Regions from separate parts of the Mus musculus genome. Here region 1 is linked to region 2. The links are chromatin loops, found by intact Hi-C in ENCODE. Cell type or tissue: heart. All regions are shown on one strand. Each heading gives the region's core, and the rest is flanking DNA. Links, peaks and the distances in the headings are about the cores only.

Evidence for each region. A loop is a pair of places that touch in the nucleus more often than their neighbours do. Peaks named below come from ENCODE experiments on the same cell type or tissue, not always from the same donor. Only the 100,000 strongest peaks of a DNase experiment are listed, where the experiment ranks them.
Region 1: a loop joins it to region 2, with 1.9 times the contacts of the local background. A loop is called at or near these places in 3 of 42 quality-filtered maps.

The regions. Positions count from the first base shown.
Region 1 is chr14:73,169,413-73,185,349 of GRCm38, reverse strand. It overlaps Rcbtb2 (regulator of chromosome condensation (RCC1) and BTB (POZ) domain containing protein 2), which reads right to left. Exons shown (of 15, transcript NM_001170694.1): 11 at 11,437-11,627; 12 at 10,834-10,960; 13 at 8,216-8,355; 14 at 6,787-6,917; 15 at 1,295-2,891. The coding sequence ends at 2,751. Among named protein-coding and RNA genes, the nearest start is that of Gm52109, 11 kb to the right of the region's middle. In heart, for the core only: no CTCF peak of the experiment used is centred there; a DNase peak (open chromatin) is centred at 6,049; H3K27ac peaks cover 1,080 bases.
Region 2 is chr14:73,270,965-73,286,901 of GRCm38, reverse strand. Rb1 (RB transcriptional corepressor 1) reads left to right here. Exons shown (of 27, transcript NM_009029.3): 7 at 3,924-4,034; 8 at 6,638-6,780; 9 at 8,411-8,488; 10 at 13,156-13,265; 11 at 14,192-14,269. Among named protein-coding and RNA genes, the nearest start is that of Lpar6, 41 kb to the right of the region's middle. In heart, for the core only: a CTCF peak has its summit at 5,672 (motif pointing right); no DNase peak of the experiment used is centred there.

The DNA.
Region 1 (15,937 bases), core at 2,808-10,807, 99 kb after region 2:
CCCTAAGTATCTATCTTTAATTTTTTTCAAAACCTATTTCTAATGAAGGTTCTTAAACACCTTAACCTCTCTTGTAGTTCACTGTGACTCACCAAAGGTAGTAGAAAAGAAAGGATACAGGGGAGGTGGACCTGTTTAGAATTGGTTCTTTGGAGCAACTCCCATCTGTGTTATCTGGAAATCAGCACTTTAGTTCACAGGTTAGCAGCGGCAGCTAGATCCACTTGCAGACACTTCATGGATACACCAGCAGTCCAGTTCAATAGAGTCAGGATAGCAAAGAAGAATCAGTAGCTGTGGCACTACCTAGCAGAGACAACCAGGGCTCAGCCTTGGCATGAGTCAGCAGCAGGAGAGACCAGCAGGAATGCCAGGAGTTGTTCTTGGTTATGCCTCTCTCAGGGAATCAAAGATCAGCGAAGACTGGAGACTAACAAGCATTGCACAGCAAGCACTCTATAAGCAAGCCAAGCTCAGCTTCCTCCACTGTCTGTAAAGTCCTTTTTATAATCCCTCCAAACATCACGTATCTTCTGCATGTCTTGCCTCAGTACATGTGTCTATCTCAGCTGACATCACTCTGTCAATCAGCCCAAGTCTGAGGAAGTGGCAACAAAAGTAGCAGCACATCACCTGATGTTTTTTTTGTTTGTTTGTTTGTTTTTTGGTTTTTTTTTTTTTTTTTTTTGGTGCACATGGAGTCCTGACAAATGCAGCTCAACTACAAAATGTAAGGAGGACCAATACCAATACATGCTTGTTAGTGACGAATCCTTCATGTGTCCTTTCATGTTTGCCTTAGCAGAACATCCTTTCTCCCGTGTTTGCTTCAGCTAAACATTCCTTCAGGAGTCTGCCTTAGCCTTTCACTTGTGTCCATTTCAGCTAAATGTTCCTTTATGTGTTTGCCCCAGCAGAACACTATCCAACTGACTTTCCAAAGAACCCTAAAGTTACCACTTCAATCCATCCATCCATCCATCCATCCATCCATCCATCCATCCTTCCTTCCATATCTATGGAGAGAGGGGATGGAGGGAGAGATTGACTCATTCCTAAGTTCTGTGACTGTGGAGAACTCTTAATACTGTAATTTTACCAATAAACACCAAGGCAATAAAATTAATAACTGGCCTTTAAAAAATAGGAACCATTTATATCTTAGAGTCAACTTTGCTATAAGACATCTGAATATCTGCTTTTAATAAGTACAGATCATAAAAGGGATTTTTATCCACCTGTGAGACAAAAGTTTGATACTTTGATTTTGTTACTCAACAATTTAAGAAGGCAGTTTGTTCTATCAAGTTCTTTATTATCAAATAATTATACATGAGAATAAGATTTCTATTTTCAAAAAGATTTCCTTAACATAGTATCATATTGTGAGACACTTGGTGGAATCCAGTGCTACATTTTGTTCAGTTTGTTTCTCTTTTGCTACACAATGGCTTGTTTTGGTCTAGAAACTCATTTCTCCATCACAATGCTACCCATGAAATGTGTTCCTTTCTATCTAGTATTTACTAGTGCCTGGTTAAGAAACCAAAGCTAGCTACAAGAAAAACCTATAATCAATCTTATATAGAGAGACCCTCAATATAAAGAAAAGCAAAGGGCTTTATGCAATTACATAAGGCATAGGATTCCAGAAGTAACATTCAAAGTTAATGTTTTATTTTCAACAATGCCATTATGAGAAGTTAATGCAGAAAGTAGAAAATCAAAAGTAGCCCTTGGGCCTTTGACAACGTAGTTGCTAAGGCATTTTATGAATGCTAATATGCTCTAAATTAGCTACTGTTTCTCAGAATTACAAACTAAAAGAATATGAATATCAGTAATTACAGACTTCTAATTTTGTTTATTCCTTTTCCAACCTTCTAGCTGTTCTTGGGGCACCCTTATGATGGACAGTGAATTAACTGAGTGCCTTTTATATATAAGGTACTATGTTAGAGGCTAAAAATGTGGGCATGACAGCATTCCTTGTATAACTATGTATCAGCCAGCTGAATACTGAACCATTTCTCCAGATTAGCAAACTATCAATTCCCCACAGATATCTACCATAGGTGACTCAAAGGAAGAAATGGTAACTATAATGTTTATTTTTTAGATGATACTTCTTCTTTCTCAACTTCAACCTCTTCCAAAACCTCCCAACTTTCCAAAAAAGACAACTAGCCAACAAAAGTGACAACAAAACAAAAAGCACACACACACACACACACACACAAAACAGAGCCAAGAAAGCTGTTAGCGAGTTACTCATAAGCATTGGGCCTACCCTGAAAGAACAGGACACACAGGTATGAAATCAGAGACTGACAGCATGTAAGAGACCTGTACAAGCTCATACCAGACAGATCCCTGGTCAGAGAAAGGAGGTGAACACAGTCCCCACCAACCTACCCACAAAGCTATTTACAGTTGGCACGTGCTGGGAGAGGGAGACTCCCCACAAGAGTGGCACTGGTACACTTTCAGCTTCTATGTGGTATATCATACCCAGTTGGAGCCCTCAGTGCCTGCTACTGTAAATCTCGGGGTAGGCAGATAGAGAGAACTGACTACAGCCTTTTGACAGAAGACAAGAATCTGGCCAGATGTAGTTCTCATCAACACTGTTAGTTACAGAGAAGTTGTTCGTCAATGGCTTTTTTTGGTAATTACTATTTATTCATTTATTTATTTATCTTTGCTGGGGTGAAATGGGAAGGCTTAAGCATTCTTTTCCACATTCAGGATCAGTTCTTAAAGGCTCCAACTCTGCTGGCTTTGCTGATAAAGTTCTTTAGAAGATCGTGGTCCATTTCTGCAAAGCCTGACGTTTGTGTTACTACAGTCAGATGGTTGATGCAGAACCTGAAGCAGAACTCTTCTAAGTCCTAGGAACAATAACAACAGCTTGATGAGTTTATATTCCCAGTGCAGCCCAACAAGGCAAGAGAATTTCTCTCAGAAAAAGGATCAGATGACCAGAAGGAGGGAATGTTAGCGTGATACAGCTACAGCAATTATTAACAATTAGTCCATGTTTCTGAAAGTGTACATAACACAAGAGTCCAATGCAGCCAGGCCAAACGCCTAGCCTTTTCCTCCAAAAGAGGAACCTAAGCTAGGCATCCTCCAGCACCTTTTCCAGTCATTCCTTCCTCCCCTTTCAATGCTTGTTCACAGCACTGCCCTCCCCTGTGTTTTTAAATGCTTCTGCCTGTGAAGAGTTTATAGACAAAAGGACAACATGACAACTGCTAATGCCAGTAAGCCTGGGTCATTAACATCCTTATTTTTCTCTGCAGGACAATGGGTGGGATGGGTGGACTTCATCACATTCACCTTTGATAATCTTAACTAGGAGTAACTAAGCAGTAGACTGTGTGCTTAGTACAGGTGAAGCTCTGGGTTCAGTCTCCAGAGCCAAAGTAATTTTTACAGAATTACATATGTATCAATACAAATACATGTATTTATATAAAATCAGTGCTGAGGAATTGGCTTAAATCCTCGGGCAGAGTAGGCTTTCTAAGGGAGTGTTCTACACCCAGGTATGGTCTGACTCAGCACAAAGGTACCACCACCTGTTCATATTCAAAGTTTAAAATTCTGTCTCTGTTGTTGAAGCTATTTATAAAATATAAAGCTCCCAACAGTTCCCAAGAAATTATACATGTCCATTGCCTATTACAGTCTTTCCTCTAAATACATGTATGTAAACTCTAGCAAATGCTGAAGATGAATGCAGAAAAATAAACAGCCATGCCAACATGTACACGAACCCATAGGAGATTTCCCCTGTGAGAAAGAAAACTAGCTACACAAGGGAAATGTAATCATGCCATCCCATAACAGACTGGCAGGCTGCTGGAGTCTCAGTGGCAGTGGGACATTTCTGCCCCACATGAGCTCTTGAAGACAAAACGGAATAGTCATGTCCCTGCATGACAACAAGAATGTGCTGTCTGGATAAATGCCAAATACCCTGAGAGCCACTCAGTAGCAGACAGCATAAGAAAGTATACATGACAGAGTGGCACCGCTTAGGTTGAGTTCTACAGAATGTTGGAGGGATGCCCACCCACACCAGGACTGATGCTAAGGAGGTGGGGACATGAGCACTTCAGTGTCTTAGAGATCCAGAGTCAGGAGAATTGATAATGACTGGGAAACCAAATGTTCCTAAGAAACTACCACTTAGGTCTATCCTCCTTTGGTTTTTGGACTGGGAATTTCCCATAATTATTTTTAAAATGGAATTCAGAAAGAGTTCATGGGATTAAATAAATTGATATAGAGTAGAACTGACCTCCCAGAGAATTCTGACTGTATAAGACAAGCTCTTTATTATTTTTCTAACACTTTCTCTACTTAAATGCAATTGTTTTACACAGCCACCTTTTAATAAGAGCTCTTAGTTCTGTTCCCTGTTCATCCTTCTGGAACATGACTCATACGTCATCCAATACTTCCTCTTACCCTGACTATGCGAGCGAATGGGCCTCCTGCTTTACTCAGAGAGGCTCCATAAAGCCCTTCCCCTCACTTCTGCCTCTTGCTAGAAACCTGTGGACATTCCTCTTTGGGTATCATAGTGAATGGTCCATGATTAATATAAGGCCTACCTCCTGGCTCTACCATTAGGTCACACTGCCCCACCTATTTGAGGACCTGCACTAGCAACTGTCCCTATCAGCTTGCTTTTCAAGCTGTTGTCCTGTTTACACAAACATGCATTGATTATCTCAGCCGGCCCTTCAATCTGTTTCCCATTAAATCTGTAAGTAAAATTACCAGGAAAAGCTGTTTCTGGCTCCCCCATTGCCAGTTCCTCGCTTCCATTCTCTCAGGCCTTTCCGCAGGGCTCTACTGCAACAATGTAGCTTTCGTACTGGATCACAGCATGCAACCTGACTCACTAGAGCTTCAGCGTATTTAAGGATTTTTCTCAACTCCTGAAACACCTGTCCTGAATTGTGTATTTCTAAATATTTGAAATTTCACTTTTCATTCAACATTAAAAGTGGCTTTCCCATGGTACTTCTGTAGAGTCCTTTGCTAGTGTCCTCTTACAGCTCTCAGGACACTTCTCTCTACACTTCAGACTGGCTCACTGATGTCTTTTCTGCATGCTTCACAGACCCTTGAGACCAGATTCCTAGTGTGTCTCCTAAAATGCTGCTCCTAGTCGCCCTAGCCGACTGACTGGGTGCTCCTTGCCACGCTCCATCACACAGTAAGACTGTTCATCTCTTCAGTTACGCAGCCCAAAATTCTTGACATGAACGTTAATCTAGCCTTCCCCATCCCCATCCCACATCTAAGACATCAAGTATAGTTAGAATCCAAGCACTTTTCAACATTCCTATAGCCAACGACCTGGGTGGGGCTACCCTTACCACCTACTGGTGGACACAGCCACCTCACTGGACATTCCCTACTACCAGCCAGCCTACTCCATGTGGATACAGTTGCATGGTGTTTTGGTTTTGTTTAAATACTGAATGAAAAATGAAACTTCAAGTATTTAAAAATACAAGTTTTAAGAATTTAAAAATATATACAAGTTAGGCCTAGTGGTTCAGGCCTATTTTTCAAGACACTTAAGAGCCCAAGGGCAAGAAAATGGCAAGTTGGAAACCTGTCTGGGCTACAAAGTGTTCAAGGTTAAACCTGGACTAGTGAGATCTGCCTCAAAATAAACAAGACAGCTGGGGATCTAGCTCAGAGGTCAGCTCTTGCCTGGCTAGTACAAAGGTCTAAAATTCAATGTGTAGAACCACAAAACAAAGTTTTTAATAGAAAGTAAAGGAAGGCGGACTGAGCTCTGCCCTGGGGTGCTGGGGGCAGCCAGGCCCATGGACAGAACAGTCATATAGTCTGCTCCCTGCATTGTTTCCTCCGCAGACTTAGAATCCCCTACATAAGCATGTTACTGTTTACCAAAAAGGAAAAGGGCACTCCGTCTTTACCAGTCTCCCTCACTAATCTATTTTTTAAAGTCAGTGGGGAGGGAGGCTATCCTATGCCAAGAGGAAGCTGACTCCAAGCAGCTATGGCCTGTTTCCTACTGATTCAGCTCTAAATTAAGGCTCTTTCCTTTCTTTATCGTGACAATTCACAGCCACTGCAGAAAGTTCAGGAAGAGAGCAAGGAGAAGGAAATACAAACCACGTCTGATCGCCCCGTGCGAGTATGTGCTCTTTAAGGACAGAATCATCTCCTGCTTCTCTCATTCATTATGTTTGCCATTCGTTCTTTGGTTCATTTTTCTCCCAGTCAAACTGCCCATATTTTCTTTTCATTTTTTTCTATGAAGAACTTGCTTTATTGTATGTTATGAAAACATTTTCTCAATGTGTCATTTAACTTACTTGTGAATTTATGTGTGTGTGTGTGCTTGTCCATGGTGCATGTCACAGCACATGTATGGAGCTTGTCCATGGTGCATGTCACAGCACATGTATGGAGCTTGTCCATGGTGCATGTCACAGCACATGTATGGAGCTCGGGGACAATTTGGAGACAGTTCTCTCCTTCCATATGTGGGTCCTGAACTCACACTGTGAGGCTCGGCCTGAGAGTCATTTCATGCTTGATGTAGAAAGATTTTAATCACTGGAAATTAGGTCTCCTGGCCTTTCACAGTGTCTTCTTCTAATGTTCCTGAGACACGTTTGATGCCATTATAGTCACATAAGTTCTCTAAGACTTTATTTCTGTATGTTCCATTTTCATCTAGCTACACGTTACTTTTAGTGGCTCACTGGAAGATGCTTTTCTTACCTGGGCATCATACTTGACAGCAGCAGAGAGCAGAGCAATAGCATTCTCCTCACAGATTCCTTGCTTGATAGTTTGTTGACAGAGCTTTTTCAACCGAGTCTCACTGTAAAATGTAGCCAGATCTAGCAACCCTGATGGAAAGGAGAATGTATTGTGGGTGCGCTCTGAGCGCCTGACCATTGAGGTGCAGTGCTCAGAGGGCTGTGAAGGGCTTCCATCCGTCGGGCAAAATGAGCTCTGCAACTCTGAAGCCGCCTTCACAGCACCCCGGGAAGACAGCTGAGCTGAGCTGACACTGACAACGGATAGGAGTTAACATCAGAATGGCTTGAATAATTTTTCCTAGAAATGAAACAGGTTTGTGTTTCTCTGAATTCCCCTCTCCTGGGTCAGCAGAATCTTTGGAGGCCACGCCCACCAGCACACATGTTGTCACGGAATTAAAAAGAAAGCCGGTTGGGTTGGGAGTGGGCAGTGACACAGTGCACAAGCTCAGCAGGCCAAGCCTGCCTTCAGTTCCAGCACCAGATAACACAAAGGAATCCCCTGTCGTGGGCACATCTGCCTCCTGTCCTCCAACCCATCTTTCTGCCCCGCTTCGCTTCAGCATCACTCCTGGAGAGCAGTCTCTCAGAGAGCAGTCTCATTAGCTGTCGCTCTCACTTGCCACTGTCTGAAGCTGCCCCACGGTTGAGTCTTCCCACACATAAATGGGCTTCACTGTGCCAAATTCAAAGACTGATCTGGAGTCCTCTTATTCAATACTCACCCAGAGTGTACTGTGGGGACATACATGCTCTGACCCCGGGCACTCTGTTACTTGCTAATGTTTCTTTTCTCTTTAATCAGTGGCTCTTCTTTTGTTCTCTTGGCTAGGCTATTTTCCCTGGGCATGACCTGGTCTTCAACCCTCACATTCTTATTCATTGATTTCTCCAAATGAAAAAAAAAATCTATTACCTATATAATAGATTTCAGATTGTGAAATGTTTAACTGAGTTACCTAAAATGCCCACTTTCACAGCCGAGTGTAGCAGACATGGCCTTGATCTACTCTGGGGCAATGACAAAGAGATCTTCTAGGGCTCTGCATTCACAGACAAGATTCGCCATCTGCCCTTCCTTCCATGCTTGCCTGTGATGCTCCAGTGGTGATCGATGTTGACCTCTTACTAGAGCTACCCACTCAACCTTCATATGTAGTAGTGACAAGGGAAGTCTGCGTTCTGGGCCTGAGGGTGTAGCTCAGTGGCAGAGTCTGAGAAAAGGCAAATGCTACATCCAAGGACCAAAAAGAGAAAAGCGCAGGCTCAACATCACCAGAAGAGCTCCTGCAAACATCGCAGTGTCTGTCTCCTGGCCTGGAAAGAAGCCACCTTCCTAATTATTCAACATTTGCCAACTTGGTGGTAAGGTCTCTGATGATTACCTACTGCCTCCTCAGGAGATAGGCTGATGTTATCTGTGTATAGATACTCCAGGAAAGCTCGGAACACAGGATACGAAAACTCGCTCATTTCTACAATATCGTCTTCACTGTCTTCTAATGAAGAACGAAAATGTTCACACCTGAAAGAAGAAAGGAAGATCATAGCCCAGGTTCTAGACTGGAGTCAAGGGACTACCTGAGGACTTTCTCTTGAAGCTGTATACCTTTCCTGTTTGCTAGTCTGTCAAAACTTGGTCCCAGGGTAGCAATAATAGGAGGTGGTAGAACCTTTAAGAGGTAGGGTTAGAGAAGGGAACTTAGTGTGGGGTCTATCACTGGGGCAATGCACTGAAGGGGACTTATGGAGACCAAGCTCCTCTTTGACCCCTGATTTGTGACAGTAGTAGGGTGGTTCCAGTAGGCAGTTCCCACCAAGATATGGTGCTTTTCAGGAGGCCCCAAACAAAACCTCCAAATCAACCCCAAGCCAGGGTAAGCTTTCAAGCTGGAGTTACAGTTCAGCCGCACCAAGTAAGCAAATAACCTTTATGTCAGTTACTTATCTCAGGCATTTTCGTACAGGCACAGAACACTGCCAAAAACCTTGTCATTGCCTTGGCTCCTTGCTTTTCAATTGCCTAATCGGCAAGACTGCAAATGCAGCCTGCTGCTGCTGCTGCTGCTGCTGCTGCAGGTGGCCCAGGCATCTGACTCTACATTGCAGCCTACTGCTGCTGCTGTGGGCGGCCCAGCAGCTGACTTTACAATGCAGCCTGCTGGACTGGGGGAGACGGGGGATCTCTGGCCTCCTTCTCACACTGTCTTTACTGATAAGTATTGTTTTTATAACTGATTAATTATGTCTCTTTACTCCATTCTGTCTGAATTATGTCCCTAAAAGTTCCTAGTAACCGACAATGTGAACTTATGTGAAGACAGGCTCTTTACAAAAATCATCATAAGCCAAGTCACTGTGGTAGACCCCAAGGCAATCAGACAAAGGAGAAGCCTGGGACACAGGCAGACTCGGAGAATGCTACGTGTCATGCCTCAGAAAGAGGAAGATTGCCACAGACCACCACAAGCTCAAGTGTAGGCCTGGTTCTTCTCCCTGCCTCAGAGAAAACACCATACTGCTCATATGATAAAGTGCGTTGTCATGGTGTAGGCTGAGCGTGTTCAGTGTTTGCTCTGTCACAGTAAACTAAACCCCCATTTCCTTCGTGAAAGTAGAGGCTCCGTGGTGAGAGTGAACCAGGTGGCACTATGTGACCTTTCAGAATGGGAACTTGAGACCAAAATACCATATTGGGTTTCTGAGTCACGGAAAGAGGGTTTCAATATCTTTGACACAGTGGCAACACAGTCCCAGATCATCATGTTAGGAAGGAAAGAGGCAGGCAGGAAAGAAGAGATGCTATATAATTTCATACATATGAGCTTCTAGAACATGCGTAGTGTGTATGAAAGGAAAAAATCATTGGCTGCTCAGTATGGGACTTAGGATCTTTGGGGAAGGACAGATTTTTCTATCTGAAGGTAGGGTGGTGGCTTCATAGACTGTGACATGGAACAAAGATAAGGTGAATATCATGCACTGCTCACATAAATAAATGTAATTTATTTACATTTATAAATGTAAATGTAAGAAGTGTGATTTAAAACATTTTTGTGTTGGCATCACCCAGGTCCTTCTTGGTCTGGAAAAACCACTTTTTTTTTTCTCCAGCATGGCTGTATCCGAATCCAGCTGTGTTCAGGACTGTCTGTAGGGCTGTCTGCAGGGCTGTGTTCAGGGCTGTCTGCAGACCTGTGTTCAGGGCTATCTGCAGGGCTGTCTGCAGGCCTGTGTTCAGGGCTGTCTGCAGGGCTATCTACAGGGCTGTGTTCAGGGCTGTCTGCAGGGCTATCTGCAGGGCTGTGTTCAGAGCTATCTGCAGTGCTGTGTTCAGGACTGTCTGCAAGGCTGTGTTCAGGGCTGTGTTCAAGACTGTCTGCAGGGCTGTGTTCAGGGCTGTCTGCAGGGCTGTGTTCAGGGCTGCCTGCAGGGCTGTGTTCAGGGCTGTCTGCAGGGCTGTGTTCAGGGCTGTCTGCAGTGCTGTGTTCAGGGCTGTCTGCAGGGCTGTCTGCAGGGCTGTGTTCAGGCCCCAGGCAGTAAAGTTAAATCAGAGCATCTGGCTCTGTTCCAAGGGCAAAACTTATTTATTCAGCACTAAGCTACAGCCAGAACTTCCATGGCTTATTCCCTGAACAAACCCAGTACTTGTGGCCCACCTTGCCTTCCACATCTTGTCTCATTCCCCCACTCCTACCCCATTGACACTGTGTGCTTTAAGGGCACAAACAGCCTCATCAGAGCTGCCTCTTAATTACTCAAGTGTCTGGCACAGTTCCCTTACTCAAGAGTCAGGATATCTGAAGTGATTGATAAATGAATTAATTTCACTCCTCAAAAGAGACCAGCTCTTACGAATTATTTTAAACATCTATTTAGTGTGACATACACCCACAACAGCAGGCATGTAGAGGACATGAATGGGAGCCAGCTCTATCTGCCTACCCACCATCTGGGTCCCAGGGATCATTAGACACTCTTGCCCACAGAGGCCCACTCTTACCTAATTTTGAGAAGGACTTTGTGAGCATAAATGTATTTTCCATCAACCAGAAACTTGAGGTCTGCAGTGTCAGGGTTGTCAAACTCCCTCTTCAGAGACTCGGCCACAGTGAGGTGGTCGTCAGGTTCTAAGGGAAAGCAACACAGTGCTTCTGGGTTCAGTCATAGTTGAACATGACGGCAAGGAGGAGGCCCCTACTCGCTGGGCATTCCAGAAATGCTGAATCCCCCAAACAACTGACAGCTATACAAGGCTTTTGCCTCTGGGTATGGATTCACGCCTTTGAACATTCATTGTAAACTTGCCAAAGCCAAAAATGTTCCCAACTGTTTCACTAACTGAATCAGATTTAAGATGTCCGAATGTCTAGACTGTTTCTAGATATATTTTTTATCTGAAAGACAGCTTTCAGATTGAAAGCAATCAAATCAAATTACCTCTAATTAGTATTGTGTTAGTTTCCAATAGTTTTAGTTCCCCTCCCCAAGGGCTCCCAGAAAGAGGTTCATTAGATCCTGTACCCAAGTCCTAAGGTCGCACAGCAAAAGTACCTTCCTCTTCCTCGTTCTCAGAACTGTCCCAAGAGGGAAAGGACAAGCTTACCCACGGAGAGAAGGCGCCAGGTGACAGCCGGGGTGGCGAAGCAGGCAAACACGTCATCGGTGCAGCAGAAGTGAGTGTGGTGTGGAAGGATCACCGACTGGCCCCGGCACTGGCCCCACATGTACACGTGCCCACCTTGTGTCTTGGCAGCAGATGTGTGGGCAGAGTGACAGGCTGCAATCTCTATGATTCTAAATTCACAAGCAAATGCCACAGAGGCACATTAACAGGAGGACAAGAGCTGGCCTCTCCTTCCCCGAGTGCACTTGACTCAGACTGTGCCGACTAACTAGCTGACAGAGGTGGATAGGCCCAAGGAACAGAAAGAACAAAGCAAGACTTGGACAACTCACTTCCTAAACTTTCAGCCACCAAATGCTGGAACCATACTTTGGTGGCATTTATAACATGAGGATCTATTGATTACCAGTAGGTCTTAAAAATATATGCCATCTTACTTTGAGTTAAAAATGCAATGTTTAAGCTGGGCGTGGTGGCGCATGCCTTTAATCCCAGCACTTGGGAGGCAGAGGCAGGCAGATTTCTGAGTTCGAGGCCAGCCTGGTCTACAGAGTGAGTTTCAGGACTACACAGGGCTACACAGAGAAACCCTGTCTAGAAAAACAAACAAACAAACAAACAAACAAACATGCAATGTTTAACCCTTAAAAGCATTACTAACTAGATAAAGACATGGATCATCTTACCTGGGTCAATGCATAAAATCTCAAGGTAGGATGGGGTTCTATACATAAACTAGCTCAGCAGGAAAACTGCCCTGGGCTTGTCCCTGTCACCAAAACCAAACCATCAGGTACTTTACAAGGAGAGGGCTGAAAAGTCACCCTGGCTTCTGCTCTGTACAATGAACTCAATAGTTTGTTGTTTTAATGCCAGAGAGCAACCCTGGGACTTCTGCATGCTGACAGAATCTACTGAAGGGATTCCAGGCCTCCTGCATGCCAAGAGGATGCCTTACCCTGCTGGCTCCTGGCCTTCTGCACACTAAAAGGATGCGATATACTGAGTGGATCCCCATATGTGCTGGGCACAGTGTCTGGTACAGCAATCAGCACAGCAGGGCCTCCACTCTATGCTGCTCCTGCAAATCAGAACTTCCTGCTCTCTCTCTTCACGTCTATAATTGGGCAATCTCATGCCACAAGATGAAGTGGGCTAAGCCAAAGAAGGGTGTAAACAGAAGGAATGAAAGAAATAAGCAGAAACAGAGACTGTCAGTCGGTTCAACGAAACCGCAGGGAAATGAGTGACCAGCTGAGTGACCCTTTCTGTGTAAGGATTAAAACAGGGAACTTCAGTGTCACGCGATTTCAATAGGCCTGTTTGGGAAGTGTGGCTAGTGGACTAATCCTGATCCCTGAGGTTGGATAAATAACTCGTTTTCAGATCCATGACTGGAAATGTAGCATAAAAGATTCCACTTTGACTTTTAGCCTCATGGGTCAGGGCAAAGCCAGGACGTCTGGCAGTTTGGTTAACTCATCGCTGCACAGCTTTTAGTGAAATGCCTCTTACACAAGATTGTATTTGGGTCATGCACTTGGGTTGGCAGACCTTGTCTAATCTCTCCTAACGTTTGTGTGGTTGGATCAAGGAACTGACTCCCACAGCTGGTGCTCTGTGGAATGGCCCTGCACAATGAGAAAATGGCCCAAACGATCTGGTTTTCTAAGTATATGCTTTTCAGCAGATATGGAAACAGCCAATAAAATCCATCTACTAGAAGGAAAATGTGCCCACTGCTCCCACCTCACAGAAGACATAAGGGCCTCAGTGGCGGTCATCAGAGCATCCTGGTTTGGGCACAACACTAGCTCTGAGGCAAAAGTAGTCTGTATAAGCCATATCATTTATACTCTTATTATCAGTTTTATTATTTTGGTTTGGTTTGGTTTTTTTGAGACAGGGTTTCTCTGTGTAGCCCTGGTTGTCCTGGAACTTACTCTGTAGACCAGGCTGGCTTTGAACTCAGAAACCTGCCTGTCTCTGCCTCCGCCTCCGCCTCTGCCTCCCAAGTGCTGGGTTTAAAGGCATGTGCCACCACTGCCTGGCTTTATTGTATTTTTAAGGGGAAAAAAAAAACTCAAGGTAGGGAGAGAAAAATGCATAACTTATAGACAGGGTACAGGCTACCAAGCAGCCACTGTCCCAGAGGCAATGAAATGAGGTAGTCCCAAAGACTGAGGCATCAAGGGCAGCTTGTTCCATGACTAACATTATTCAAACAGGTGCTGCAGGGGCCAGACTGGGAGCTCGGCTTCCACCTGGAGAGAAGCAGCAAATGAGAGTATAGCAGTCTACCAGCTCTGCTGGGTAAGACAGCAGACCTGGGAGCTACTGGGACTGACAGACTTTGGATTTGTCAGAGGAGCACAGAGCCTGTGAGGCAGAGGAAAACCTATAGCCAAGCTACAGGCAGAGAGGCATAGTAAGACAGGAAAGAGGCACTGATAGGAGCTTCTATCTGGAACAGACAACTCAGTGTAGGGGCAAGTAAGCCATGGGCTTTGCTAGGAACCATGCTGTCTCTTACAACAAAGGCCCATGAGCGCAGTGTTGAGCTGATGTGACAGGTAAGTGGGAGAGAGCTCTGGACAAGGAGGTGAGGTAAGAAGACAGTGTTCTAAGGATAATGTGCATGACAGACAGCTGGGAGCTAGCTGGGAGGACCCAGGGCAGGACACTGCTTCAGCTAAGCCCCATCTTCAGGGTAACCTGGATGAACAGCCAAGGAGGAGTCAGACTCGGCCCTGCAATGAGAGCCCTGAACACTCTGGCCCTGCCGTACTGCATGGCTGAAGCCGTGCTGCAGTGAACTCCACATACAGAGAGCTAAGCAGCTAATAAAAGGGGGGGGGGTTGTTGCTGCTGCTTTGTTTTGTTAAGCACTCAGACATCTCAACTCTCACTAGCATTCTATGAGACAGAAAGACTAAGAATCTAATTCCCAGATGGAATTACATGGTTCTGTAACCACCCAGTGGACTACTAAAGACCTCAAGAGGCCACAGAATTATCAAAAATTCAAGGCTTGGCTAATTTTACATTATAATGAATTATAATATGCCTTTATGGGATCAACTTAAGGACACACGTGCCAAACCTTTTAAAAGCGTCTCGTTTGGTTGAGCAGAGAATCCAGTGTACATAGGTTTTATTTTTCTTTCTCTATGAACAGGCACTAACAACTATAGACTCACCTCCTGCCCCACCCATACAATCCCTCCCTAATTAGGCTTCGCTGGAAGGAGCCCCAGAAGAGTAAGAAGAAAGTCATGACCCATGAATGAGCCTTAGCCACTGGGAAGGGCAGGGAGGTATGGAACAAGTCCTAGCAGATTACACATTTCTTTCTTGCCACAGGCCTGCGACCGAGGCCTGCCTGACGCTGTGTAAGCTCAGAAGGACAATGCTGGGAAACTACAGAGAGCAGGATGGTCCTTTCAGAATATCCATCCTGCATTACCAAGTACACTTGTGTGGACACCAGCAAGCGCACAAGTGCACAGGAGAAACCCCAGGGTTTCTGTCAAGGATGCTGGGCAGGATGCTCAGAGCCCGGAAGCTACGGGCACCCCATCCTCCCCTTCATTGCTTCTCTGCTTCCTGTTCTCTCCTCCACTTTAGTGGCCCACAGTCTGCTCCAGAGTGAGCCAGTGGAAAGATGTGCTCTCATTCTTCATCAGAGAAAGCAGGGCAGTCCAAGCCAGTCTATTTGGAGATGCTAAGGTGAGTGCAGAAGCACCCTGGGGAAGGGCTGGTGAGTCACCTTTCTGTCCTTACTGCCTCCATGTGACCTTTAGCAACACTGCTCAGGCAGGGTACAAAGTGTCTACTGGCTGGCTGGCTGGCGGTCTAAGGCGTTGTTATAGTTACAGTCTTAAGCCATCCCTTCCGTTCTCATTGATCTCTTTGGAAACTACACCAGTTCAGCAATGAACTATCAGCCTCCACTATCTCTCCTGTTCCCCATTTAAGGAGTCAAAGGTCCTATTTTCAAACTCTTAACTTAAAAAGTCTCCTTTTACAGATCTATATAGGTTATATAAGATTGACCATGTTATTCCCAGGACTCAGAGGGAGGGAGCGTTGATGAAATGCCTGACAGTAGGGAGAGAGAACTTACAGGACATCAAGTGAGGGATGGGGTTGTCATCCCATAGTCTCATCTCTGACCCATAATTGAAGGAATTACAGGGATGGAAATGGAGAGGAGACTGAGGAAAAAGGTCCAACGACAGGCCCAAAGTGCAATCCAGCTCAAGGGGAGGTCCCAAGGCCTGACACTATTACTGAGGCTAGGGAGCACTCACAAAAAGGGAACTATTATGACTGCCCTGTGAAAGACCCAAAAAGCAGCTAAAAGAGTCAGATGCAGTTATTTTCACCCAAACAATGGACAGAAGCAGCTGACCCCTGTTGTTGAATTAGGAAAAACTGTAAGAAGCTGAGGAGAAGGGCAGTCCTGATCCTGTAGGAG
Region 2 (15,937 bases), core at 4,934-12,933:
TCGGGCATGTGGAGGGTGGTACAGCCGGAGACAAGGGAGAGGGAAGTCTGCAACACTGCACACCAATCTACCTTGAAAACAGTGATAGTAATCGCTCTTGGAGCATCATCCTCCCTGCCTTCCCACTTTCTGACCACTGCATTCTCTTGTCTTCATTTCATTTCTGAAGACTATAACATTTATTCATCTGTAATTATAGTTACTATATGCCTTTACTGTCAGTTCTGTGTATAAGTGCATTCTGTGCCCATTGTAACTACTTTATTACAGCGTCTCTGTTTCTGAGTTTTTGAGTTTGATTTATTTCTTAGCTATCTGGATTGTACCATCAAGGATTTAACATTATCTTGTACATTTATTTACTTACTCTGTGTGTGTGTGTGTGTGTGTGTGTGTGTGTGTGTGTGTATGCGCGTGCGTGCATCTCAGGCTTGGTGGAAAGCACTTTTGCCTGCTGAGCCACCTCTCCAACCTGTGGAATTTTAAAAACTAGGTCTTTTCATGTCATCTTCCAAATGCTTGTCATGTTAATGGCAAGTGTCCACAGCATTTATCCCTGAAAGACAACTTGACTGTGTGTCCTGTTCTTGAGTCATTTGTCCCTTAATTAGGAAATCTGAGGCTCGAGTAGCGTCCCTGCTGTCATTTAGTTGCTGAGTACTTGATGAGTTCTTTCTGAAACGTGAGATTTAAGTCTGAAGTGATGACACAGTAGATAAAGCCATCTTTAGTGACTAGTTAAAGTAGCTAAAGTTAAAACTTGCACCAGAGTCCTGCTTTCAATCCACATGGCAGCGCACAGTCTCCAGTCCAGGGCATCTGTTACCCTCCTTTGGCCTTCATGGGCGCAGACAAACATACAGGCAAAAATGCTCATATGTAGAAATAAAAGTAAATGAATATTAAGTTTGAGGTTTAATATCTTTACTAGGATATCTGTTGATTTGTATCATACTGCATTCATTTGTCTTGGAATACTTATTTTAAAACAAACAATTCTGTTTTTCATTTCTGAGACATCTTAATAATGTTGTATTTTAAGACATTATTTTATTCAGTATGTCTTCTCTGAACATGATATCAGGTTGTTTTGTTCTTCATATTTTTCTGTCATTTTAATGATTTTAAATCTTTTTTTTTTTTGCAATGCTGGAAATTGAACTGAAGGTTCATGAGTGTCAAGCAAATATTATGCCACTGAGCTACTCCCTCAACTTTGTATTACATACAGGTTCTATTCATCTTGTCTTTTTGTCTGTTTTGAGCTAAACTAATTTTGTTATCCTAGTTCTGTCTTAGTTCATCTGACACCGTGTTTTTATATAAATTGAGATCAGTGAGCTCCCTTGTTTGTTTGTTTGTTGGTTTGTTTCAAAGCAAGTACTTGGCATGTAGCTCAGGCTACCTTTGAGCTGATGGTTTTCCTGTCTGACGTCCCAGGCACTGGGACTTCACTAGAATGCAGGAGCGCCGGCTTTGTTTGTCTCTTTGCTTATTAGATAGTCTCTTCCTATTAGGTTCTCTGATTTTGTCCCCTTTTGTGATTTTACTTTTTCTTTTGAGTGTGCTTTTCCCCTTCATCTTACTGGTTTTCTCTGAGGTAGTTTGAGAGGCCCTCCCTTCATTCATTTTGCACTTAACATGTAGTTAGTTTGTATTCCCTATAGAATTGCAGTGTGAAGCTGGGCAGTGATGGCGCACGGCTTTAATCCCAGCACTCGGGAGGCAGAGACAGGCGGATTTCTGAGTTCAAGGCCAGTCAGGTCTACAGAGTGAATTCCAGGACAGCCAGGGCTACACAGAGAAACCGTCTGAAAGAACCCACCACCCCCCCACCACCCCCGCAAAAAAAAAAGAATTGCAGTGTGTTATAAACAGGTATTATACTACCTTGCAGAAGGTAAGGGTGAGACTAGAGAATTTATCTGGAATGCCAGGAGCCTTTGCAGTTCTGAGTCTTTGTAGGACAAACTTTATCCTCCCCTCTTTTCCCAGGCAGCACTGGTTCCTTTTACCTTCTGTAGCAATGACTTCTCCCTGCAAGTCAGAAGGTGGAAAGCTGAGCATTCTGCTGCATCGTTGCAGGCTGGTACTGCCTCTCCTGGCCCCTGGCTAATGTGCGCCTTCCTTTCAGAAGGTTGTTTACCAGGGGAGAGGCTGTTTCTCCCGGCTTTGCGCCTTTGCGATTCGTACTGGGAAACACCTGATAGCAATCTCATCCCTGTTTCTTCACTAGCTTACCTTTTAGGTAACATACAAATGAGTTTATAGTGACATTTTCATATCATTGATTTTTTTCTTTGCTGTCTACACTCCTGTAATATTTCTTTACTGAATTCATTGCAAACATTCTTTTGTACCATATCATATGGACTTAAAACACCTACCTGATGCTGGGTTATTAATTTTCTCACATATTTGGCAGTTTCAATATTAATTGTCATTATTACAAGCTTAGCAGGTACCCAGAAGAGAGAAAGTGAATCAGTCAAGCTTTTCCTTTATTTTAAAATGTATTTATTTTTATCTTCTATGTGTATGAGTGTTTTGCTTGCATATATGTATCTGTATTATGCCAGGTACCTGTGGAGGGAGGCCAGAGACGGCATTAGATTTCCTGATATAGGAATAACAGACACTTGGTACTAGGAGCCTAACCTAGTTAGGCTAACCTGGATCAGCTGCAAGAACAGCAAGTGCTATTAACCATGAGCAATCTCTCTGGCCCCTACACTTCTGTCTTTAAAAAAAAAAAGAGCAAGGGAATGAGAGAGAGGGGGAGAGAGAGAAAGAGCCACAAGAAAATATGCACTTATATTTTTAAATAATTTATGTTTGTATATAAATACCTATCATGCATTTATTTTATAAGCCTTGTAGTTTTGTGTGTGTGTGTGTGTGTGTGTGTGTATATATATATATATATATATATATGTATATATATATATATATATAGCATAAACTGTTAGGATGTTATATTCTGAGTTTGTTGTTTCTTGATGGTTTTGGCTACTGTAATATTTTATAGGGGGTTAAACTGAGCATATGAGATATTTTATAAGTATTTTAAATAAAAGACAAGCATGCATTGTGCTTCAGCATGGTTTCTGGAAAATGTGAGTTTTGCAAGTCATACCAAGATAGGAAGTAAATTTTACAAAAAACAGTGCCAGTTGATTTTAATAAGAATTAATTATTGGGGGTTGGAGAGATGGCTCAGCAGTTAAGAACACTGACTAGGGGCTGGTGAGATGTCTCAGTGGGTAAGAGCACCCGACTGCTCTTCCGAAGGTTCTGAGTTCAATTTCCAGCAACCACATGGTGGCTCACAACTATCTGTTATTGGTATCTGATGCCCTCTTCTGGTGTGTCTGAATAGAGCAGTAGTGTACTCATATACATTAAATAAATAAATAAATCACTTTAAAAAAAAGAATAATCATTATAATCCTTAATCTTAAAATCCAGAGGGTAGATTAATACTACCTAATTTTGTAACTTCATTTATGTTTTAAATCTCACTTTTATTTTGTTTTTATAAAAAAGAGAAAAGTCTTTATTGTGGCTGTAGCGATTAGCAAATGAATGAGCATATGAATATATTACTACCCACATTTTTTTTATCTAATTTAAAGGTACCAGTCTCTAACTTTTCTTTAAAGTGGGACTCTTGAGGCCAGTGAAATGGCTTTGCATGTAAGGCACCTGCCATCAGCCTGGCAACCCGAGTTTGTCATGGGACCCACGGAGTAAAAGAGCACCGGCTCCTGCAGGTTGTTCTCTGGTTACCACATGTGCATTGTGGTACATGCATACATACATGCATGTGCTTACAAACATATGTGCATGCACATACAGGTAGCTAAAGAAATAATAGATAAATATAGTTAAAAAATTTTAAATGTGCATCTTTTTTATTTTAGGAGAAGTATTACAGATGGAAGATGACCTGGTAATCTCATTTCAGCTAATGTTGTGTGTAGTTGACTATTTTATTAAGTTCTCACCTCCTGCACTACTCAGAGAGCCATACAGTAAGTATTGTAAACAATACAGCGCTCCTCTCCTTTTCTTCAGCAGTTCCGTACTGACTGTCTATAGGACTGGTGTGGTCCTTAAACTGAAGGATGATGAAACATTATCAGGTGTGGACTCGGCCTTTGTTCTCAGCTCTGGTTTTCTGTGACAGAATCCAATGAGATGAACTTACTGAAAGAAGAGGTTGTTTTAGCTCACAGTGTGGGAGGTCCTATGAGGGCTCCATGACCCAGTGTAAGGGAATGCCAGTGTGGGGAGGTGGGAGTGGGTGAGACGGTGGGTGAGGGAGCACCTCATAGAAGCAAGGGGAGAGGGGATGGGATAGGGGGTTTCCGGAAGGGAAACCAGGAAAAGGGATAACATTTGAAATGTAAATAAAGAAAATATCCAATAAAAGAAAAAAAAGTAACTATTGCTGATCTAGTTAGATAACATTAAACAAATCTAAGTGTAAATAAATCAGTTTCTTGGAATAGAAATGTTTCTTTTTGTCACCACAAGAATAGGACTTTGAATCACTTTTATACTATAGAAATATAAACTAAACTAGGGACAAGCCGATTCCTAGCTGCTGGAATGATAGAAGTGCTATTAGTAGATAGCAGATCAAGACATCAAGTCTAAAGGTACTGTTGAAGAGGATGAAATGGTGAAGCCTAATTCATCTCTGTGAACAGTGACTTCCTGGGAAAACATAACCTGGAAAATTTTGAGAATTATTCAACATATTGTGCTTCTAGGACATGTAGCTTTCCTGTTCTGTCTCTTGCAGCCTTCTGTCCCTTTGTCTGCAAGGGCCCTTAAGCCGTAAGGACTCTAGAGTTTTGTAGGTTTGTCCATCGGGACTGGGCTTCACAGCCCTGCATTTTTGATTGGTTGTGATTTTCTGTAAAGGTCTCCATCTGTGATACAGAGAAGTTTCCTTGATAAGGAGTGAAGAGTACTTATCTGTGGTATAAGGACAAATGTTTATAGATTGTTACTAGGAATTATACTGGTCTAATAAAGTGGGGGTTGCAGGTTCTCCTCCAGTATCTGTAACATCACTAGCCCTTAGGTAGTTGGCTAGGTTTCAAGTACCAGGCATGGTTTCCTTATTGTTGAGTGGGTCTTAAGTTCAATTAGAGAGCTGGGTAATAATGGTAGATGTGTTTTAGCTTTTGAGTATTCTCCACACTGATTTCTAGAGTGGCTAGACCATACTTAATCACCTGTAATCTTCTTAATAGCTGAGTCTACTAAGTAGTTGGTCAGCAACGTTCAAAATAATACAGGTTATTTAAGAAAATCACAATTTGTCATATTATGTTTATCTTTTATTTATTTTTTTTAAAGATCACACTTTGGAATTTTATTTTTATTGATATTATTTGTGTGTGAGGGGGTATGTGTCGTGTGGCTGAGTACAAGTAGAGGTCAGAGGACAACTTTTTAGTCAGTTCTCTGTTTTTCTGTTTGTGTGAGTCACAGAGATCAAACTCAGGGCATCAGACATGGGTGGCAGTGGCCTTTATTCATGGATTCCTCTTGCTATGTACTTACATTTTATATTAGATCTGTTTTTTGTTTGTTTGTTTGTTTTTAAACATATGTACTGGTGTTTTGCCAGCATGCATGCTTGCCTGGTGCCTATGAGGCCAGAAGAGGGCATCCTATCCCCTGGAACTAAACAGATAATTATGGATTCTGGCAATTAATCCTGGGTACTCCAACAGAGCAGCCAGTATTCCTAACCACCGAGCCATTTCTCCAGTCCCCTACAGCACAAGTGGGAGGATTATGTCTGGGCCTGTGTGTAAAAATTAAAGGACAGATTCCAGGAGTCAGTTCTTTACTCCAGTGAATGGGTTCCAGGGATTGAACTAGGTTGTCAACCTTGATATCAAGTGTCTCTGCCACTGAGCAATCTCAGCAGCCTAGGAAATATTTTTGCTCATACATCCTGAGTAAAATACACTTACAAGTAACATAAATAATTTTTTGTCAGTCTTTCTCTGGGTTTATGGGATGTAGCTTTGGGGGAATGAGATTGGGAGTAAAAGAAAAATGTGAGTTGCAAAAATTTGTAGCAGCGTATACATCACAACAGATATTCAAGGGCAGTCTGTGGCTCAGTGATAGAGATTTGTGTAGCGTGCATAAAGACCCTGGATTTGATTGCCAGCACTGCAGAACAAGAGTGTCCCAATAATCATGAATTGATAAGTTAAAATTGTTATATAGTAAACCATAATAAGCAGAATAAAATTCTACCAGGATTATTTCAGACATCTTAGTTATAATTACAGTGTAGCATTATTTTATAATTTATCTAACTTTAATTATTTTGGAAATAGGACCTCATGTGGCCTAGGCTGGCTTTGACATCGCTGTGTAGACAGTGGTGGTACTGAATTTTGATTCTTCCTCCACCTCCCAAATGCTGGGATTACAGGTCTATACCAGCACTGCTGGACTATGTGGTGCTGGCAATGAACCCAGGGTTTCATGCTTTTCTAGGCAAGTTACTCTACCAGCTCAGTTACATCCACAGCCCAATTTCATTAATGGTCAATGTGGAATACACAATTGTTTTTATTCTAATTTACCATTTTTACAGAAACAGCTGCAATCCCCATTAATGGTTCACCTCGAACACCCAGAAGAGGTCAGAACAGGAGCGCTCGGATAGCAAAACAACTAGAAAATGATACGAGGATTATCGAGGTTCTCTGTAAAGAACACGAGTGTAATATAGATGAGGTAATTTCTCTTACACTTTATTTAAAACAGCTGAAGTAGATATATATGCTAAGTCTGCCTGTCAATATATACTTCTTGTGAGCATACTTTCTTTTTTTAAGTAGGACCACTTCTATTACATAGGAACAAAATTCTGGGAAAAAAACAGTTTCATACGTTCTTACTTTGCTTTTAAAGAGAATAGCTCCCTTCTGTCCTCACTGGATTGTAGCATGAAGATGATAGTTTTCAAATGCATTATTCTTCTAGTCCATTGAATTTACTAGTATCCATAGTGTTTTCAAACACCCTGCCAAGAAACCTCAGTTTCTCACTTCCCTAAAGCTAAAGTCATCTAGCATTCATTTTCTGTTTAGTATTTTATGACTCTTTCCAAATACAATATCAGCTGTTAATAACTGCTGGGGAGAACTTAAACACATATAGTAATTATTTTCTTCAAGAATCTAGGCATTGAAAGGACTTTTACAGGTAATGTACCCACGTCCCTGTAGTAATGAGCAGGCATGTACCAGACACTGGTTGCTCATCACTCGCTGAACCTTTGATAGCGTTTAGGACATGTCTCCCAGGCTCTGTTCATCCAGTACATTCTTTCTCTCACAGTTTACTTATTGAAATTTTGTCTGTAATTCGTCATCAGATGTGTGAAGTGTTGCATCTTTGGAATTCTGACAACTCTGGGAAGGAGTAAGCCCCTGTTTCCAGTACTGACTAAAGCAGTGCTAGAGCCATTTCCAGCTGTGCTCTACCACGGTGCTTCTTGCTAATTTATGAATTTCTGTATCTGTATAGGTGTATTGCATTTACATAGTAACCCAGGTGTTCACTTTCCCTCTTTCTACGGTCACAAGTTACGCATGCAAATAAGCTGACAAATGTCGTACAAGTAGCTCTGTCTCAATCCTGCTGTTTAGTCATAAGGGAACAAATAGTAGTAAATACATTTTCTATTTCCCTGGCTTTTTGTAATTACTTAAAATTAATTTTATTTTGCATATTAGAATAAATACGTTTTTCACCTTAAGGAATTTATTCTTAGAATTTAGAATCTTTACATATTTAATATTCAAGCATAGCTAATAAAAACTAATATTTTAATTGATACTTGATAGCATTTGTGGATATATAACTAGTGGCTAATTTTAATAATTGATTACTAAATATCTTAGGTAAGTGTGAACAAATTAGGAAACAAAAATAGTGAGTGCTTCCTAGACTTAATTCCTGTGTTAATTCTTATTTGTTAGAAAAAAGAAGTGGGAAAAAAAGTTAGATTAAGAAAAGCAATTGGTTAAAAATTCTATAGCACATTGCACTTGTAGAGCAACCAGTAATCTAAATATGTTTTATAAATGTCATTTTAAAATGTTGGTTTCAATGTCTCCTCATGCCATTAATCCCATTTCATTAACAGTTTTCCACTTAAACTCTGTTTTATGAAATCATTATTAAAAAGTAAACGATCGAATCAGTTATAAGTTAGTATCATTACTTTGAATGCAATGTAAGTGGCAGGTAGCACTGCTAATGTGAGGGTTACTAGGACTAGATTTTATTTTGTTTTAAATTATATCATCATATTACTGGATAATTTTAGATTTATATATTCAAATGTTGTATTTTTCAGGTGAAAAATGTTTATTTCAAAAATTTTATCCCTTTTATAAATTCACTTGGAATTGTATCATCTAATGGACTTCCAGAGGTAATTTGAAAAAAAATTCAGTTAAAACTAGTATGGTTTGTTTGAGACTTTGGGGGAATGGAATAATTGTTTACAATTCTTAAAATCAATTTACTATATGTCAGTTGTTTATTTCTCAAGGAAAACTAAGCTGAGTAGAGCTGTAAAGACAGCTTTTCTGTGGTGACAAAGGTTGTAAAGATGTACATTCAGATGTATAAGTTACCATAGTTTGTCAGAAGACACAGAATTAGAAAGCTGGACAGCTGGTTCTTTTACCTGGCTTGGTAATTCTATTTAGGAGTTTACTTAATGCTTGTTATGTGTTCAATGTGTGCAAGTGCTGTGCTAGGTCACGTGGTACAGAGATGAGCCTTCATTCACTGTCCTTAAAAGTGCTAGTGGGAGGGAGGGAAGAGGGCAGATGTGGGATGGGGGTGTGGTGAAGGGGAAAATGGGAAGTGGGATATCATTTGAGGTGTAAACGAATGGAATGGATAACTAAAAAAAAAAGTGCTAGTGGGGGAGGCAGACGTTTAAGTTAGAGGCTAGCCTATGTGCTCCCTCCCTCTTCCCCTCCCTAACAAAACAAAACCTCCGTGAAATGAAGAGTTTATTCTTTGAAAAGATAAGCAAGATTGATAAACCTTGAGCCAAATGGACCAGAAGAAAGACCCAAAACTTAATAAAATTAGGTGTTGAAAAGGAAACAAATACCAATGAAAAACAGGATCATTAGAGCACCATTCAAAACTAATATTCAAGCCAGGCAGTGGTGGCACATGCCTTTAATCCCAGCACTTGGGAGGCAGAGGCAGGTGGATTTCTGAGTTCAAGGCCAGCCTGGTCCACAGAGTGAGTTCCAGGACAGCCAGGGCCATACAGAGAAACCCTGTCTCGGAAAAAACAAACAAACAAACAAACAAACAAACAAACAAACACACCTAATATTCAAGTAAAATGGAAACTCTAGGAAAAAAAGTGGATAAATTTCAGGATATACATGGCTTAGAAAAGTAGAGCAAGAGTATATAAACAGAACTGTTAGAGTGATATTGGGAAGGTAATGAGTCTCTTCACTAGAAAAGCTCAGGTCCAGGTGGACTCACTGCTGACTTCAACACCGTTCCTCACTATTCCATGACCCAGCAAAGGAAGGAATGCCACCAGAACCGAAACAAAATGACAACCCACAGCTTCTTCCCAGGCCATCCTAGGGAAACTGCACGCAGAAGACGGAAGTTAGATCCTAGTTCTCATCCCATGAAGGTCAAATAGCTGTATCAACATTCTCAATGTAAACAGAAACTAACACTGCTACAGAAAACCATAGGCAGAATGCTTTAAAGTAGATACACTATCTTCTGAGAAAAATGAAAGATTACAGTTGCTCAGCAATCGAATGAAACTAAAAGGCACTGCATGAAATTGAATGAACAAACAGCCTATGGAATGAGAGGAATTCTTTGGAAGCTATCAATCTTTGTATATCATATATATATAATGGGAATGTAATTAGTCTAGTCTTGATGGAATCAATAATGAAGTTCTGAAAAAAACTAAAATAGGACTACTAAATGACCCACCTGTATCCCTTCTGGGTGTATGTTCCAGAGATGTTATGACAGTATACCATAAATATCCTTGTATAGCCACGCTTATTGCTGCTCTAGCTATAATAGCTAATTTACAAAATCAGTCTAGATGTCTCTTCAGGAAATGGATAAAGAAAATATGATATTTATACACGGAGTTTTTTAAGCCTTTGGAGAATGAAGGCATTTATGCTGTTTATGGGAAAATGCATATACCTTGAGATCATAATATTAAGTAAAATAATATAAACTCAGAAATGTGCAGATTATAGCATATCAGTGATTAATTCTGAGTTACCAATAATACAACAGTGTCACATTAAAGAAAGAAAAGTACTTCTTGGAGTTGTTTAACCAAGAAAGAGTCCAGATTTGACTTCTCTACCTGACACTCATTGTGTCTTCTGTACTGTCTACTGTGCATCTGAATCCGTGCCTGCCTAAAGGCTGTCCTTGTGTCTGTCTGTTTCAATGTCTGTGATTGTGTATGTCTGTTGTTTGAGCTGTGTGTGTTTGTGTGAGAGTGTTTTTCCCCAACAAAGAGCTTTGTTCTGTTTATTGAACAGCATAGAACACATCGCATGGGGGAAGAATGGGATACTTCAAAGAAATCTTTAGAAGTTTAAGCAAGGGATTAATTCACTGGCTCCAACTGATTGCAGCCAACCCGGATAACAAAGACCTTTTTTTTTTTTTCTTTTTTCTTTTTTAATCAAGCAGTATCCATAAAGGGTTGTTTTGAAATGTTGTCACGGATTTTAGGAAGGTTTTCTTCAGCTCCTGCTTTTGCAGCTTTCAGTAAATTAAATGCGTGCATTATCTAGGTCAGAGGCACGGAAGTGCATGCAATTTAAAATTGCAGCTATGCATTACCTTAGGTTGTAAAAATTGATTAGGTGGGAAATTCAAGGCAGGTAAGGTTGGTGGTTGGTTACATTGTTGTCTTAAAGGTAGGTTAAGCAAACAGTCTGAGTACACAGTATCTTAGTCTTAATTTGTAAGTGGCCTCAAGGTATATTAATAACTTTGGCTGTGAGGTACAGCAAAAATTCCAGTCTCTTAGAATATAGTAGATAGTTTAAGAATATTGCATCACCACAGAGAAAAACAAATACCTTATGTTTGCTCTAATCTGTGGATTCTAGATTTTACATAGATGCAGAAAACCCTGAAGTTCATTATGACAGGAGAGCAGCAGAAGACTTGGGGAAGGGAAGAAAGAGTATGGGAGGGTTTGTACGGCCAGAGTACTAATGCTCTTGAAAGACATGATGAAAACTATATACAATAATAACACACCAAACAAAAGCAGAACAAACAAACAGAAAACCCAGAGATAACAAAGAATCTCCAAGAGTCTGACGGAAGTATGTATGGGTTCTTGTTTCCTGCGGAGGACTTTCCCATCCAAACTGGGGCAGGTGAATTTCCTGGAACACTGTTTTAAGGTGGTGTGATTTCTGAGCTGAGCATGCTCTATGCAAGATGGCTTTTCAAGTGACTGAATTTGGTCACTTCAAAGGCTCAGTGGTATGTTGTAGTAGAACCTCTTCAATAAACTGCAAAGTTTCTTACAAGATTGATAGAAGAGTGGTCCACTACTGACCTGGGAAAGCAAGAAGGGACTGGTCTTTTTTGTCTTTCGTTTGTTTGTTTGTTTGTTTTGTCCTTGTTTTTTGATACAGGGTCTCTCTATGTAGCTATGGCTCACTCTGTAGACCTGGCTGGCTGTGAACTCAGAGATTGCCTTCTTCTGCCTTCCAAGTGCTGGGATTAAAGGCGTGAGCCGGCACCACTTGTCTGGGACCTGGACTTTTAATAGTCTTATTCCTACCTTAGTCATTAGAAACCCGCTGTTCTCAACTCTACAGAGTATCCTAAATAAAGGGTTGGTTTCAATGGGTACCTTAAGAGAAACTCGACATTTTCAGTATTGCACATATAATTGTCAGTCAGATTGTGCTTCTCTAAGGTAGGGCAGGAGTGGTGACTAATCTTAGCCATGGATTAGTCACCACTCTGCCCAGTATATTTATGTAGGAAAAAACACACAATTTGCATTCTTCTACCTTTTTTTCTTTATAATGCAGTTTTTGTTACCTCAAGATTAAGCATTTTTTAAAAAGATTTATTTATTTATTATATGTAAGTACACTGTAGTTGACTTCAGACACACCAGAAGAGGGCATCAGATCCCATTACAGATGGTTGTGAGCCACCATGTGGTTGCTGGGATTTGAACTCAGGACCTTCAGCAGAGCAATCAGTGCCCTTAACCACTGAGCCATCTCTCTAGCCCAAGATTAAGCATTGAATTTGAAAGTCCCAGAAAGGGCAAGGGAATGTGGGTCAGTGGTAGAGTACATGTCAAATATCCTGGGTTCTGTCCCCAGCACTGGAACAACAACAAACCAAACTAGGCAGGGAACACTAAAGGGCTCAAGTAGTAGTGGAATGTGTGTTTAGTATGTACAGGACTCTTGGTTTTTCCCTACCACTAGAAGGAAGGGGGAGAAAAATCACAGCAAATCATGGTTATAGTAAGAGCCCTTAATGATTTGTTATTTTTTTTTTAACACTGATATGACCACAAGTGAAAGGTTCTACTCAGAACACAAAAGTATTTTAGAAGGTTGTCTAAAATTACCTTCATACTCTGCATACAATAATATGTCTTTCTGACATAATTTTATTTTGTACTTAGATGTTGTCATTCAGACATCTCATTTTTATATGCCAGTATTACAAAATTTTAAAAAATTTAAAATATTAAATGCTTTTGGTTCTAAACATGTTGGGTAGGAAATGGTCAACCTGTGATGACTTTTTTTGTGTTCAGCACTATTTTGTGCCATTGATGACCCTCATCTAGCTAAAATTCTAATAAGTGAAATGTATATGTAAAATAGTAAAAAAATAAATAAATAAAGTTTATGTGTAATGTTCTGTTCTAGACCGATCTTACTTTGAATCTGGACTCAGTATGTTTTAAAATTAAATGTACATAGTATAAAAGTTCCTTAATGAAGTCTACTTATGTATTCTAAAAGACATAACACAAAAAGGAATAACTGCCAATTTCTTTCTTTTGAGGTTGAAAGTCTTTCTAAACGCTATGAAGAAGTTTATCTTAAAAACAAAGATTTAGATGCAAGACTGTTTTTGGATCATGATAAAACACTTCAGACTGATCCTATAGACAGGTATTGCAATGACATAATGTTTATATATTGGTATGCTTTTTATTTGGATTAATAATTACTCAGATATGTTATGTAGATTTTCACTAACTTATAAATCTTTTAACATCTTTTGTAGCAGGTTATTTTCAAAAGTCTTTGTCTAGTGCAAAGGTAGTTCTTTAAACATACAATTAATAACAAACAGAGATTTAGTGTAAAGTATTTCTTAAGCCAATTTTCTGATTTTGTGTTTGTTTGTTTGTTTGGTCATCTAGATAAGTTTTAAATGTGTACCAAAAGAAAATGGTTGAATTAATTAGTTTACTCAAGAGTTTCCTCTTTCATTCCATTCTTTTTTATATGCTGTTGCTTAATTGATATTTCAAACAATTTTAAGAAAATATCCTCTTGACTTACCATGTAGAGATTTCTAAAATAGGAAATGGCTGAGAGTAATTACAGTTTTTAACTGTTCACATATAAAGCTAATTTGACTCTTTAAGAAGAATTACTTTACTATGAAATTAAAACATATAATTTAGAAGTTAAACACAGTAAAATGTTTCTAGCTCTATCTAAGTAGAAATGAAATCTTTGGACAGCATAGCGCACTGGAAAATGGGTTCTGCATTGTTTTAAGATCTCACGAAGCTTAGCCATGAACACCACCAGCCAGAAATCAGCTTCCACTTTCCAGAAAGCTGTGCCCTGTGGTTGGTGCACGATTTTCTGTAAACCATGAAGGAGAGCCATGCTGAAGAACGGTGGTGACAAAAAAATCATACAGGCAGCACTTATTTCATAGTACTTACCATATAGTGAACATTCGTGTGATGCTCTCAACAACAGGAATTAATTATTGTTATTGATTATTAAGTAATAACTGCTTTTTGGTGCATAAACACAAATTGTAAATTTCAGTATGAGTTACTTTACGTATCATTTAGTTTTGAAACAGAGAGAACGCCACGAAAAAACAACCCTGATGAAGAGGCAAACGTGGTTACTCCACACACTCCAGTTAGGTATGCCTTTTCCTGGGTCCAGTTTTCATAATTGTTCATTCAGACTGTGTTAGTGTTTCAGACTTGCTCTTTGTTGGACTTTGTATTTGCACAGCATGTAACAAATGTGTATGGAGGACTGTTTTGTCGATTTATGACTTGCTTATGTTACATATATAACTTGGTTGTTTTTATGTATAAGAAACATAACTTTAAAAGTATGTCTCACTCAGAAAGGAGAAGCATCAGTGTTTAATGTTGCATAGCCTAGGTTACTTCATGTCCCTTCTTCACTGCTATCCCACTTTGGTTCTAATGGTCAGATCCAGCTGAGGGCTCCACATGCTTTCCCCCGTTTCTGTCCACCCTCACCTTTGTGCAGGTCAGCTCTCTCCTTCTTGAATTTGTTTAGTATCTAACTGATCGTGTCATTCATTTCTTACCACTGTAGCTTTCTCCTACCAATAAATCTGTTTTCCACAGAGCCTGGAAATAATAGTCTGTGAATGTAAATTAAATTGTGTGTGACTGCTGCTTAAACCCTTTGATTGCTTCTACTTGCATTTAGAATACAAAGCGTATTCCTTAACAATCCCTAAGACCTTACATGACCTGTTTTCCGTTGCCTAGCCAACCTCGTTTTGTTCTTGATTACTCTGTGTTGGCCACACACTGGTCTTTTTCCAGTTTTTGAATTGTCAAAGCTCTTTTGTACTTGAGAGCCTTCATACTTGGCATTTTTTTCTTGAAATTCTTCTTTCTGTGGACTGCCATCTGCTCTTCCTTTATGTTCACGATATAACTGTAAATCCATTTACATATTTACGTGTTTTTCACTAATACCAACAATAGCCTTTAAGTTGCTTTCCATATGGACCATGGGTTTTTATTCACAGTTTTAGTAATTAAGACCTGTCATGGTGCTTGGTACCTTGCAAGCAAGCAGTGAGACCTATCAGCTACAGTAGGTATGTGAACAGGCTCGTTTTAGTAACACAAAGTGTATGGAATTTGTCTCAAGTGAATTTTACCAAGAGGTAATATTATATAAAGAGGCACTGAAATGTGGCACAGCATAATGGATCTGGGGACTACTAGCTGCTCTGTACTAATTGTAAGATGGGGCATAAACTGCAGGAATGGAAAGCAGGTATTGACTAGTATGCCATCCTCACTTTACCTAGTGCAATGGTGTGGTCTGTGTTTTAAATGGATGATAAACACAAGGAAAGATAAACATAGATTTGATTTCTCAGAGAAGTTTTTGTTTGTTTGTTTTCCTGGTGATCAAATTCAAGGCTTTGCACATGCTAAGCAGGTGCTCTATCATTGAGCTACACCCCAGCCCAGACTTTAGTTTTACAGCTTTACCTATCAGTGGCTCATGGAGGAAAAGTGAAGACAGACAGGTTAGAAATAGGACTGTCAGTGCAACTTAGTGCTTAGACCACAGTGCGCAGGAGAATAACCTGAGGATTCTTTTCCTGTCCATGCCTCGTGAGTGGGAATCTCTACACTGACCTTTTGGAGTAGTTCAGCTGAGGCATGCCAAAGGACTGGACCAAGTGAATAGTGGTAGGAATGAAGGACCAGGGACAGGTGTGACAAATGTGATGCTTTCATGTTTCACAGAGCAATATTAACAGGATGTGTGCAGATTCTAGTAAGCAGAGGGACACAGAGCACCCA